3 separate regions of the Homo sapiens genome follow, and all the other regions are linked to region 1. The links are chromatin contacts, found by Hi-C or POLR2A ChIA-PET in ENCODE. All regions are on one chromosome and are shown on one strand. Each heading gives the region's core, a stretch centred on a gene start or an enhancer-like site at or near the end of the contact. The rest is flanking DNA. Distances are from core to core; before and after follow the strand shown.

Region 1 (4,322 bases), core at 175-2,674:
CCACTGCACTCTGGCCTGGGGAAAAGAGTAAGACTCAGTCTCAAAAAATAAAAGAAAAAGAAAAGAAAAGAAAATCACACCCAGTAGTGACTTGAATCCACAAAACCAGATTAAGAGAACCAGAAATGCAAAATAAGAAAATGAAAATAAAAAATTGCATGCTTGCTGTCCTTTATTTTCTTTCTTTCTTTCTTTCTTTTTTTTCTGAGTCGGAGTCTCGCCCTGTCTCCCAGGCTGGAGTGCAATGGCCAGATCTCGGCTTACTACAACCTCCATCTCCCAGGTTCAAGCGATTCTTCTGCCTTAGCCTCCCGAGTAGCTGGGATTACAGGCGCCCGCCACCACGCCCGGCTAATTTTTGTATTTTTAGTAGAGACGGGGTTTCGCCATGTTGGCCAGGCTGGTCTCGAACTCCTGACCTCAAGTGATCCACCCGCCTCGGCCTCCCAAAGTGCTGGGATGACAGGCGTGAGCCACCGCGCCTGGTCTTTTTTTTTTTTTTTTTTTTTTGAGACAGAGTCTCACTCTGTCGCCCAGGCTGGAGTACAGTGGCGCAATCTCGGGTCACTGCAACCTCTGGCTCCTGGGTTCAAACGATTCTCATGCCTCAGCCTCCTGCCTCTTTCCTCTTAATTTTACTTCATAGCCTTGTCATCAGGGAGTTGTTTGCGGGTGTTTCTTTTTTCATATCTGGTCCCCGTCCTCATCCCCAGGAGGGCTTCTTTCTGCCCAAGCAAACTGCTAAGTCCAAGCCCCTCAAAGTGGGCGGCTGGATCTTGATCCATTCTCCGGCTCTCCGCGCGCTCTCCCCCAACCCCTGCTCCCTCAGGTTCTTATGAACTGGAGGCAGACAGACAGAGTTTGAATCCCAGCTACTACGAAACACAAATCGGACCCCAAATTAACAAAAACAGCATTCCAGAGCTTATTCAATATTCGTGCTGCAACATCGCTAGGAGAAAAATATATTATTTGTATTCCCATTTTACAGATACCCTCAGGTATCTGGTGGAGACCTCCGTAACACACCTCCCCGGAGGATGAGGCCCCGAGTGTGAAGCATCGGGATCTCACGGTAAACACCGCAGCCACCCGAGGTAGCTTAGGTTCAATGCTTAGGCATCCTGCAGGCGGCGCGCGCCGCCGCCCCTAGTTGCAGCCGGGACTGGCGGAGTGCCTACAACTCCCGACGTGCCGCGCGCGCAGACGCTCCGTTGCGGTCGTGGTGGAACAGGTGGAGCTTGCCTCGTTGCCTTCTGGGAAACGAAGTCTCGCTGAAGAGAGGCGGAACTTTGAGTAGCAGGTGGATCCATAGCCAATGAAGACGCGGGTCGCTTTGAGTGCGGGGCAGAGAAGCCAATGGACGTGCGGCATTGAGAGGGCGGGTCTTCCGGTAGTGAAGGCCTGGTGAACGGCTGCGCGACAGAGGACACTTCCTTTTGCGGGTGGCGGCGAACGCGGAGAGCACGCCATGAAGGCCTCGGGCACGGTAAGGCGGGCGCGGCGCGGCAGGGGGCCAAGGGATGGGGCACGGGCCCCATCAGGGGCCTGCATAAGTGGCGTGGGCCGGGTTGGTGCCGCGCGCTTCTGTTTGGGCCCCCCTTGGCCGCGCGCCGCCTTCTCTTGTTGCACCCAACATGGCGGCCATCGTGGGAGCCGCGTGGAGAGAGCGATGCGTGACCTGGGCCAGCTCAGGGATCGCGGGGGCCCAAGGACTCCGGGTCTTCTTCCCGGGGGAAGGAATAAGTCGCGCAGCATAGAGGCCCTAGCCCCGGCACCTCGTCGAGCCGCCAAGTTTCTGTTTTCCTTTCTGCAACGTGGACGTGGCGGTAGAGCAATAGTGTGTTTTCTTTCTGCCGGAATGGCTGTGAGAAGCAGATGAAAATTGCTAACAGTGAGCCGAAACGGGGAGCGTGAGGCTTAACGCTGTGGTACATACTGGATAGAATCAAACGGCTCTATGGCGCAGAGATAGGAGAACCTGGACTCCCATGGAGTGGGTGTATTATGTCCAGATCTCCAGCTTCGGTTTCCTTGCTGTCAAAGGGGCGGGCCCCATTGTTCCCTTCCTGAACGTGTGCCGAGGCCGGTGGGTCAGGTTCACAGTAAAAGTAGGAACTGCGATAATTTGTGACTATTTTTCATTGATAACTAGTGAAAAGCTGGCGAGTCAGTTTCAGAGGTGGTTTCTTTGTGCCATATCACAGAGCCTGGACTTGACCAAAGATTCTCACCTCTGCATCTGTAAACCGGGAGTCTTCCCTGGGCCAAACGTTTGGATTGCAGTTGGGAAAACGGAGGCAGCCGCAGCTCGCGTGGCAACAGTGCAGGGATCCCAGGGCTGGGGAGAGACCTGAGGTCTTGTCCTAGTTCTGCCTGGAATGGGCTGTGAGATCCCATGCTGGTCACTGGGCCTCAGGGTGAAAGAAGATGTTGGCTGGATGTTTTGAGGTGCAGAGTGGCTGTTTGACGGCGACTGCAAAGCAATTCAGGACTGCAGCATGAAGAAAGGAGGCTGTGGGTCTAAGCCACAGCTTTCCTGGTCTGAAACCCTTAGCCCAGGCAAAGGAGAGGCAGGCAACTCAATTAATCCTCCCTGGAGACCTCCCTCTCCTCAGTTCATTTTGTGTATAAAGTTGTGGTCGGGAGTGTGACCTACAGTCACCAAGAATCCACATGGAGGCCCTAGGGTGGCCCTGCCTCCTGCTTCCCGAATCTGTGGTCACTAGATGTAGGAAAGGGAGTGAGGTGGATCTCCACAGTTGCCTCTGGGTGCTGGCCTTACCCTCACTCCTGTTTCCTTTCAGCTACGAGAGTACAAGGTAGTGGGTCGCTGCCTGCCCACCCCCAAATGCCACACGCCGCCCCTCTACCGCATGCGAATCTTTGCGCCTAATCATGTCGTCGCCAAGTCCCGCTTCTGGTACTTTGTATCTCAGTTAAAGAAGATGAAGAAGTCTTCAGGGGAGATTGTCTACTGTGGGCAGGTATGGAGAGGCCGGGGCTACGTGGGGTCTGGAGTGGATTTGCGCCTCTTGGGACATCGTGCATCTCAAGAATTAATCAGACATCGAACGGGTGCGGTAGCTCAACGCCTGTAATCCCATCACATCAGACATCAGAGCCCCGGGTTGTGTTTCTGCCTGGGTCACGGGACTGGAGCAGAGCTTATGTGCCATTTCCCTGATTAGAAAGCCAGGGACCCAGGGAGCGGGTGGGTGGCATGGTGGGACACCTTGGTTGGTGCTGTCTTCCCTGGGCCCTGTCTGTTAAGTGAGGAGAGGTGATGGCTATCTGGTCAGTGGGTGGTAGCTAGGTTGGCCCAGACAGGTTCCAGGAGACTTGAGTTCAGGAACTGCATCTGGGGCTGGGTTGGTGTCCGTGGCAGAAGCCTGGACTTCAGGCTGTTGCCATGGGAAGTTCCCTTACCTCACGCTCCCTGAGGATGCCTGAAGGTAGGTGGGGCTGGGAAACTGAGGCACAAGAGTCTGGCCATAGAGTAGGCCTGGAGCCTGGGGTGTGCTTTAGAGGCAGAGGGTTCAGTGAGGATGGGGCTAGGGCACATCGGCTTGCTGCTCTCACATCTCCCTGTGGCCTCTCCTTGGCAGGTGTTTGAGAAGTCCCCCCTGCGGGTGAAGAACTTCGGGATCTGGCTGCGCTATGACTCCCGGAGCGGCACCCACAACATGTACCGGGAATACCGGGACCTGACCACCGCAGGCGCTGTCACCCAGTGCTGTAAGCTGCCTGTCCCGCCTCCAGCTTTTTAGACCCTCCTTGACTCCCTCACACTGAGGCAGGGCAAGTGCCAGAGGTTCCCAGTGCAGGAGAGTCTCAGGACTGGTGGCGGGGCACAGGAAGACAAAAGGATGCCCCAGGCCCCAGATGGCGCTTTTCTGAGAGCCCTGCCAGGCTCGGTTGTAAATCACATCACATCTGGAAACTCCCTTTTTGGGTCTGCACCTTGTTTAGACTGGGATCCACATCACCACTGTTTTCTGGGACCCACTGAGAACCGAATTGAACCCCTGCCTAGTGTTGGGAGCTGGCACCTTTTCCCTGGCTCACCTGCCAGGGTCTGTGAGACCCCCACACCTCCCTGATTGCACCTAAACCCAAGAATCACTGTTTCTTATAGCGGTGGTTTAAACAGAGGTGCAAACAGCAAGCGGATCTTGTCGCCTTTGGGGGGCTGTGGCCGTGCCCCTCAAAGTGAATTTGGAGGTTCCACAACTCTAGTGGCCAGTGACTGCAGGGACCCAGGCCTTGGGCTATCTCGCTTCCCCACCACCACCTTCCCGTGAGCCCCGAGCCCTCAGGCA
Region 2 (4,204 bases), core at 1,665-4,164, 610 kb before region 1:
CAGCATTTCAGGCCCACCTAGCTCTGACTTCTCCCATGGCTGCACAGTCCCCCTCTTACAGCACAGCTCCCCCAGTCTGCCACTAAGTGTTTTGTCTGGACCACATTCTGGCATGTCCCTGTGGCCTTTCTTCCACCTGCCAACTCCATGCTTCAAGGCTCATGTCCCCTAGCCTCCTCCAGGCAGCCCTCTCTGACCTCCAGGCAGAGCCTCTGCTCTCTCCCTGGGACCCCAGATCCCACAGACTTGGGGCATCTGTCTCACTGTGTCTCCTCCAGACTGGGGGCTTCTCAGGAGCTAGACTTGGAGCTGGGGTCTCTCTGGAGGGGCTGGCATCAAACTACCCAGGCTGGGCCCCAGCGAGACCCTGCTCAATCCATTTGAAGCTCAGAATGGAATGGTGATTTCACCAGGTCACACAACTGACACAGCACAAACCTGTCAGCTCCAAGCAAGGCCCCCCCCACCCAAAATTGCTGCTCCCTGACACCACCCTCAGGAAGCTCCTGGGACCCCAAAACTGCCTGAGCCCCCCTCCCTTACCCTCCCTAAAGATATGACCAGAGAGCAGGCGGTTTTCCAGCAGCAAGAATGAGGCCAAAGTCTAGTGGCCCACTTTGTGCTGGAGGAGGGAGCAAGGCAGCTCTGCCACACATGGCCACACCAGGCCAGCCCTGACCCGGGACCTGGGGCCAAACTCCACCCTCGGGTACCTGGGGCCCTATTTGGTGGCCTCAGCCAACAAGCCTTCCATCAGCCGTTCTCCCTGGGGCCACTCCGATCCGAACTCAGCGGTCCCCACCCTAGCCCCACAGTTCCCCCACAGTGCCCCCAACTCGGGCAGCGTCCCTCCATGTCCAACGCAAAGCAGGCACCAGGACCTCTCTCTGGGCCTTTGGGCCTCTGTTTTGGGCAGCTGGGAACTGAGACCGTCTAGACGGGCTCCACAGAGACCCTGCATGTTCCTGGGGTGCAGAGTAGGGGCTTATAAACGGACAGATCGGATGCTCGCCCGGGAACGGTGAGAAAAGAACTCCCGGGCTGGACAACCCCGATCGCTTTCCCTGGGGACCTTCCGCCAGAACAGCTAGCAAGGCCACGCCCTGCCAGAGAGGTCTCCGACCTGGGACAGCCCAAGGCTCCTGCTCGGAAACGTTTCACTCCCTGCCCGTCTCAGAGACACCCAAAGTTTGAGGGATTTTTCCAGGAGCCCCAGGTCTGCACCCACCCCTGGGGGAGAGGGACGTTTCAGTCAATTCCGGTGGCCCTGCCGGCCTTCCAGTGGCGATTTCCGGTGACCCAAGGCCCAGAGTGAGCCCAGAGGGGTTCCCTGAGATGGGCAAGCCCAGCTCCCACCCCCACCCCCACCGCTGGGCCCCTCATGCGAAGAAGGCCGCCCCGTGCCACCCCAGCCTCCCTCCGTCTGCCGCCTCCGTAGCCACAGCGACTTTGGAAGTGATATTTGACCCCAAGGGCGCGCCGTATCGATCCGCGCGGCCGCAGACAATGGCCCCTGGACGCTGCGAGCTCCACGGTCCAAGTTCCACGTTCGATTCCCTCGAGGGCATCCCGCGCGCCGGGATCCCCGAGAACGGGTGCCCTGGGGTTGGGTTACCACCCCTGACAGCACCCCTACCCCCACCCCAGCGCGGAGATGACCCCTCCCCAGAGAAAAAGCGGAGGGAAGGAGAAGCAAGTAACTGGGGCAAAAGCCTCCAGGGACCACCTGATGGGGGGGGAACCTGCAACGATGTAGCGCCGACTGTATACACAATCCCAGCCATGGAATGCGGGAGGAGGGTGCTGTGCCCCTATCTCAGAGGGGGCAGTGGAGGCCCAGGGAAGGTCAGCGCCAGGCCCAAGGTGACCGAGCAGGTCAGAGGCCTGCCCCAGGTCGGGGCGGGGTGCACGGCGGCGGCGCGCGGATGGGGGGCTCACCGGCAGGTGTAGCTGAGGTTGCGGCGGATGCTTCGCTTGAAAAAGCTCTTGCAGCCCTCGCAGGTGAAGACACCGTAATGCTTGCCGCTCGACTTGTCCCCGCACACCACGCAGTCCACCTGCAGCCCCGGCCGCTCCTCGTCGCCCGGCTCGGCGTCGCTGGCGGCACCGGGGGGCGAGGCCGAGTCGTCCTCGGCCGCGCGCGGGTAGCCGCCCGCCTTGTCCACGCCGTTCGTGTCGCCGCCGGGGCCGCCCCAGCCGCCGGTCACCATGGCCATAGCCCCAGGGCAGCGGGGCCGGGGCGCCCCCACCGCGCTCTTCCCTCCGGGCACCCCTCTCGGCCCGGGGGACCCTACGCGGCGCGCATTCGGCCCCGGCGCGCGGGGGGCACGGGCTGCACCCCCCAAAAAAGTTTTGCAGCAACTTCCTGCGGCCGGTCCTCGCGCCCGGGCGGAACTGGTCGGGCCGGTTCCAGGCCAACTTTCCCACGCGTGCGCGGGGCCGGGCCCGGGGCCGGGAGGGGCACGCTAGAGGCGCGGGCCGGGGGCCCAGAGGACTCGCGTCCCGCCGCCCTGGGGCCCCGGCGGGGGCGCGCGGGCCATGGCCCGGCCCGAGCCGCGCAGGGGGCGTCCTCTGGCCTGGCCGCCGCTCGCCCGGGGGCTGCGGCCAACTCAGCGGGCCGCCATCCGAGCGCGGGAGGCCGGGGGGAAAGTTTGGCCGCAAGTTGCGCGGCCGCCCGTGGCGGGGGGGGAGGGGCGGCGGGTGCGCGCCGGGGCTGATCGCCGCGCCCCCTGGGTCCCCCGGCGCCCGCGGCTGCCGCTCCGGGCCTGCAGGGCCGCTGGGCCGGCGCCTCTGGAGCTGCCGCCCCCGCTGCGGCCGCTCCTGCCTGGCCTGGGCCTGCGCCTGGGCCCAAGCCTCGCTCTCGCCGCCGCCACCGCCACCGACCCCGCGCGCCGGCCTCGCGCTGCGGCCGGTTTGACACACAGCGTTCCATTCGCGGGGCGGGCGGGGGGCGGGGGCGGGGGCAGGGGCGCGCGCCGCGGGCTGGGGGCGGGCGCTCGTTGCCCCGGCGACGGCCGCCCTTATAAGGGCATGGGTGGCCGCGCGCGGCGCCGGGCGAACGGGCCGGCGGGAGGGACGGGGGCCGAGCGCTGGGCCGCGGGGCCTGACCCTCCCCCGCCTCCCTCTGCCCCTCCCCCCGCACCCCCGCCCTCGCCCTCGCCCAGCTCGGGCCTTAACCCCTGCCGGGCCGCGGCGGGAGCCTCAGCCGCGCCTGCCCTCTGCCCTTCCTTGAGCCTCGCCAAGATGTCTCTCCAAGGCCCTCCCCTCCACCTCTGGCCTTGGACGTTGGGTCGCTCGATCACCCTCGAGGCGCCCCTCGGAACCTCTCCCCACCCCACAGTTCCTGGCAAAGCAATGATGGGGGGCCAGTGGCACCCGGGGGGGGGGTACGCCCCTGCGCAAGACACACGCGCGCGCGAGACAGACAGACACACACACACACACACACACACACACACACACACACACCCTAGATTGTGTTTGCTTCCTCTTCCAGAAAGTCGCCGCGTCTGACCCCCACCCCACCCTTTCTCTGCTCGGGTTAACACCTGGTGCCCGGAATCTCCAGGGGGAAGGGATGTTGTGGTCTGAGACCGGCTGGCCGGGGCCGCGAGGTCAGGGGGCCCCTCTGCAGAATTTCTGGCCTCCGGGGGCAGGGCGCCCACCCGCCCCGCGCGGCTGGAGGCGACAGGCATGCCCTGTCTGGGGGCCTGCCCCTTTTTCCCTTTTAATTTCCTTTTCTTTCTGTGCTTTGCAGAAAGGGCTTGGCCTGGCGGCCGGCTGGACTGCAGATGTCTCTTCCAGGCGCCCTGGAGCCTCGCAGCTGCCGCCACCTCCAACTCACCCCATCCCCCAGTACCGGGGCTGGGGCCCGCCCGACCAGCATTTATTAAGCACCCTTTGTATGCGAGGCCCGGGCTGGCGAGCCTCTGGCTCTGGGCAGGTTAACCTTTAACCGGCTGGACAAGCCCTTCCAGGAGTGACCTTTCACCTCGGAGTCTTGCAGCCCCAGCCACCCAGACTGTGGTCCCACCCCGCCCTGAGCCCAGAGCTGGACACCAGAGCATGCAGCTGGGCCTCTGAGAGCTCTGGCCAGGACAGTGCCTTCTGCGCACCCCCTCCTCTGCCTCCCAGAGCCCTGATGAGACTTGAAGAATTGCCCTCCCTGGAGTAGGGGGAAAGATTCTTAGAGATCTTACAACAC
Region 3 (3,948 bases), core at 1,449-3,948, 700 kb after region 1:
AAGTAGCTAGGATTACAGGGATGTGCCACCATGCCTGGCTAATTTTGTATTTTTAGTAAAGACAGGGTTACTCCATGTTGGTCAGGCTGGTCTCGAACTCCCGACCTCAGGTGATCTGCCCACCTCAGCCTCCCAAAGTGCTGGGATTACAGGAGTGAGCCACTACACCCGGCCTCTTTCTTTTTTGTTTTGAGACAGAGTTTCGCTCTTGTTGCCCAGGCTGGAGTGCAGTGGGTGATCTCAGCTCACTGCAACCTCTGCCTCCCAGTTCCAAGTGATTCTCCAGTGTCTCGAGTAACTGGGATTACAGGTGCCCACCACCATGCCTGGCTAATTTTTTTGTGTTTTTAATAGAGATGGGGGGGTTTCATCATGTTGGCCCAGGTGGTCTCGAACTCCTGACTTCCTGATCTGCCCACCTCAGCTTCCCACAGTGCTGGGATTACAGGCGTGAATCACTGAGCCCCGACTGATCTTGGTTTCTAAATCCTACTCTTGAAGCAAAGGAACCAGGTTCCTTGGAGAAATGGCTGATTCCAGGGATTTTACACAGCATTGGATCATGTTGTGGAGCCCAAGATAAATAATGCTCAGAGAATGGTGGCGACATATTAAAAGGACACAGGAGCTTATTTATTATTTATTTATTTATTTATTGAGACGGAGTCTTGCTCTGTCGCCCAGGCTGGAGTGCAGTGGCTCGATCTCTGCTCACTGCAAGCTTCGCCTCCCGGGTTTGCACCATTCTCCTGCCTCAGCCTCCCGAGTAGCTAGGACCACAGGCACCTGCCACCACGCCTGGCTAATTTTTTGTATTTTTAGTAGAGATAGGGTTTCACCATGTTAGCCAGGATGGTCTCAATCTCCTGACCTCATGATCCGCCCGCCTCGGCCTCCCAAAGTGCTGGGATTACAGGCGTGAGCCACTGCACCCAGCCAGGAGCTAATTTAAAGGGGCAGGAAAGGAAATAATTATAATTATAATGATGTGGATTTATTAATCCACATCAGTTTATAGCGATTTTTGTTGTTGTTGTTGTTGTTGCTTTTTGAGACAAAGTCTCATTCTGTCACCCAGGCTGGAGTGCAGTGGCACAATCTCGGCTCACTGCAATCTCCGCCTCCCAGGTTCAAGAGATTCTCATGCCTCATCCTCCTGAGTAGCTATGATTATAGCACCTGCCACCACGCCAGGCTAATTTTTTTTTTTTTTTTTTGGATTTTTAGTAGAGACGGGGTTTCACCATGTTGGCCAGTCTGGTCTCAAACTCCCGACCTCAGGTGATCCACACGCCTGGCATCCCAAAGTGCTGGGGTTACAGGCGTGAGCCACTGCGCCGGGCCTGTTTGTTTTTTGAGACTGGGTCTCACTCTGTTGCCCAGGCTGGAGTGGGGTCTTCGTTCACTGCAACTTCTGCCTCCTGGCCTCAAACGATACTCCTACCTCAGCCTCTTGAGAAACTGGGACCACAGGCTCGGGCCACAGGCCCGTTTTTTTTTTTTTTTCCAATTGTAGCTGTGAGGCATTTTATTACAAAAACTTGGTACTCGTATACACAAACTAACATGAACTTAAAATACATTTTCTTCATTTTTTAGCTTGACCTTCTTTTTTTTTTTTGAGACGTGGTCTTGCTCTATCGCCCAAGCTGGAGTGCAGTGGTGCGATCTTGGCTTACTGCAGCCTCTGCCTCCTGGGTTCAAGCGATTCTCCTGCCTCAGCCTCCTGAGTAGCTGGGATTACAGGCTCCCGCCACCACTCCCGACTAATTTTTTTTATTTTTAGTAGAGACAAGGTTTCACCATGTTGGTCAGGCTGGTCTCGAACTCCTGATCTCGTGATCCGCCCGCCTCGGCCTCCCAAAGTGCTCGGATTACAATGACAGGATGTGAGCCACCGCGCCCAGCCTGTAAACCCTTTTGAAAAAATTCCCCAGCGCATTACTCCAAAACAACGTGGAAGTGTAAATGGAAACCAGGGCTGGGCGCGGTGGCTCATGCCTGTAATCCCAGCACTTTGGGAGGCCGAGGCGGGCAGATCACCTGAGGTCGGGAGATCGGGACCCGCCTGACCAACATGGAGAAACCCTGTCTCTACTAAAAACACAAAACTTGCCGGGCATGGTGGCACATGCCTGTAATTCCAGCTACTCCGGAAGGCTGAGGCAGATGAATCGCTTGAACCTGGGAAGCGGAGGTTGCGGTGAGCCGAGATCACGCCATTGTACTCCAGCCTGGGCAACAAGAGCGAAACTCTGTCTCAAAAAAAAAAAAAAAAAAAAAAAAAGGAAACTTGGACCAAAAAAATCAGCAAAAGTGGAGCAGGGATGTCTGAACACAGATGAGTCTAATTCCCTGCTTGGAAAGCAGGACACCTGAGTGTGGTTTGGCCTCTGACCACTGTAGCATTTACGACCTTGGGGAGGGTTACCACTCTGGGACCTCAGTCACACTATCTACAAAATGGGACACTTCTCTCAGCCTTCCTTCTTCCGGGCCGCTTTCAAGCCTGGGCTTCTGGAAATACGCAGGCGCGAGATGAATTGTTTGATTGGCTATTCATTGTGATGCACCCACGAGCTGAAGCTCCGTCTAAGCCCCGCCCTTTCCTGTCGTGACTTAACGCACGCAAGCGGCTCCAGGGTACGTCCCCGCCACGCGCGCTCGCAGGATCGGTGCGTGGTGACGTTTCGCCGGCGCGGGCGCCATCCCGGAAGCGCGAGCAAGGCCGCCAGATGTGCAGGTGCCGCCGCTACCGACGCCGGGGCCGAGTTTGGGGTGGGGCTGGGGACTCCAGGGCCGCGGGGAACCGGTCCGGGTCGGGCGCGGCCCCCGGGCTGCGGTGGGGTGGGGTGCGCCACTGGCCACATCTGGTCATTCCTGCTGCGCACAGGCCTCAGTTTCCCCGTCTGCTCAATGGATACGCAGGCGGCGCTACGGGCTGGATCTGGATCCGGATCAGGGGCATAGGAATTGGGGCCTCCTGTGTTCTGGGTGTGTCGTGTAACCTGGAGCTGGGCGTTGCCCGGTTTGTGCCTCAGTTTCCCTGTATTGTAGGGGACGGGGCGTGAGGGGATATTTGAGCCCCTCCCCACTTGGGGTTTTTCAGAGCTTGGATGGCTGAGTTAAATTCTGTTAAATAACCTGGATATAGAACCGTGGTGCTTCTCTGCCTCTCCCTGTGAGTTTCGGCAACGGAGCCCGCCCCTGTGAGCCTCAGTTTCACTCGGAGATGATTGTGTCTGCCTCGTAACGGTGATTGAGGATGAAATGAAGTGCTCTACAAGTGTTTGCCCGTAATATATTCTTAGAGGCCCCTGGGATGCTCTCAAAATGTTGATTCCCGGGACTTCTTCACACTCCTCTTGGAGAAACAGCCTGTCCTGAGCTCCAGTCGTTATCACCTTTGGTTTCAGTTGCCACAGACAGCACTGTGAGATCTTCATTCTACCTTATTTTCATTTTATGGTTGAAAAAACTGATTCAGAAGGGTGAAGTGGCTCTCCCATGGTCAAACAGCCTACCTCTCTGCGTTTCTTCAATAAATCTACATTTGGAGTTGGGATCAGAGCTCTTGCTGGGTCAATTTCACTGTGTATGTGGGCCAGACTAGCAGTAATCAGGGAAGGCTTCTTGGGAGAGGAAGTTGCGGGGGGACGGGAGGGAGGTGCCAGGAACCCCTCAGCCCTCACATCTGGGAGCCAGAGACAGAAAAGAGTCCTGTTTTGAAGGAGGAGTGTATCCCAGAAGGTCCCAGTACTGTGTCTCACTGGTACTAGCTATGGGCCTCCCTCTCCAGGTGTCTTTTTTTTTTTTTTTTTTTTTTTTTCAGTTGAGATGAAGTCTCCCTCTGTAGCCCACACTAGAATGCAGTGGCTTGATTTTGGCTCATTGCAACCTCTGCCTCCCGGGTTCAAGCGATTCTCCTGCCTCAGCCTCCTGAGTAGC

Evidence for each region. A loop is a pair of places that touch in the nucleus more often than their neighbours do. ChIA-PET counts read pairs that join two places held with the same protein, here RNA polymerase II (POLR2A). Pooled maps may share reads with other maps.
Region 2: a pooled map shows a loop between it and region 1 (4-fold over the local background). The contact joins the promoter of NR2F6 here to the promoter of RPL18A in region 1. A Hi-C loop is called at or near these places in 1 of 168 maps with a recorded cell type or tissue (tibial artery) and 3 of 50 pooled maps. POLR2A ChIA-PET finds 5 or more read pairs at or near these places in 3 of 52 experiments (BJ, WTC11 and activated CD4-positive, alpha-beta T cell).
Region 3: a loop to region 1 is called in a pooled map, with 6 times the contacts of the local background. The contact joins the promoter of KXD1 here to the promoter of RPL18A in region 1. A Hi-C loop is called at or near these places in 1 of 50 pooled maps. POLR2A ChIA-PET finds 5 or more read pairs at or near these places in 2 of 52 experiments (T-cell and activated B cell).

The regions. Positions count from the first base shown.
Region 1 is chr19:17,858,486-17,862,807 of GRCh38, forward strand. It overlaps RPL18A (ribosomal protein L18a), which reads left to right and starts at 1,425. Exons shown (of 5, transcript NM_000980.4): 1 at 1,425-1,489; 2 at 2,808-2,987; 3 at 3,609-3,738. The coding sequence starts at 1,472. It overlaps SNORA68 (small nucleolar RNA, H/ACA box 68), which reads left to right and starts at 4,103; the gene lies at 4,103-4,235. RefSeq lists enhancers at 973-1,708, 1,041-1,420, 3,180-3,916, 3,917-4,322.
Region 2 is chr19:17,243,005-17,247,208 of GRCh38, forward strand. It overlaps NR2F6 (nuclear receptor subfamily 2 group F member 6), which reads right to left and starts at 2,915. Exons shown (of 4, transcript NM_005234.4): 1 at 1,939-2,915. The coding sequence starts at 2,216. RefSeq lists silencers at 2,266-2,335, 2,346-2,505, 2,906-3,155, 3,556-3,635 and an enhancer at 2,899-3,848.
Region 3 is chr19:18,555,172-18,559,119 of GRCh38, forward strand. KXD1 (KxDL motif containing 1) reads left to right here and starts at 2,699. Exons shown (of 5, transcript NM_024069.4): 1 at 2,699-2,743. RefSeq lists enhancers at 1,726-2,517, 2,518-3,307 and a silencer at 2,798-2,957.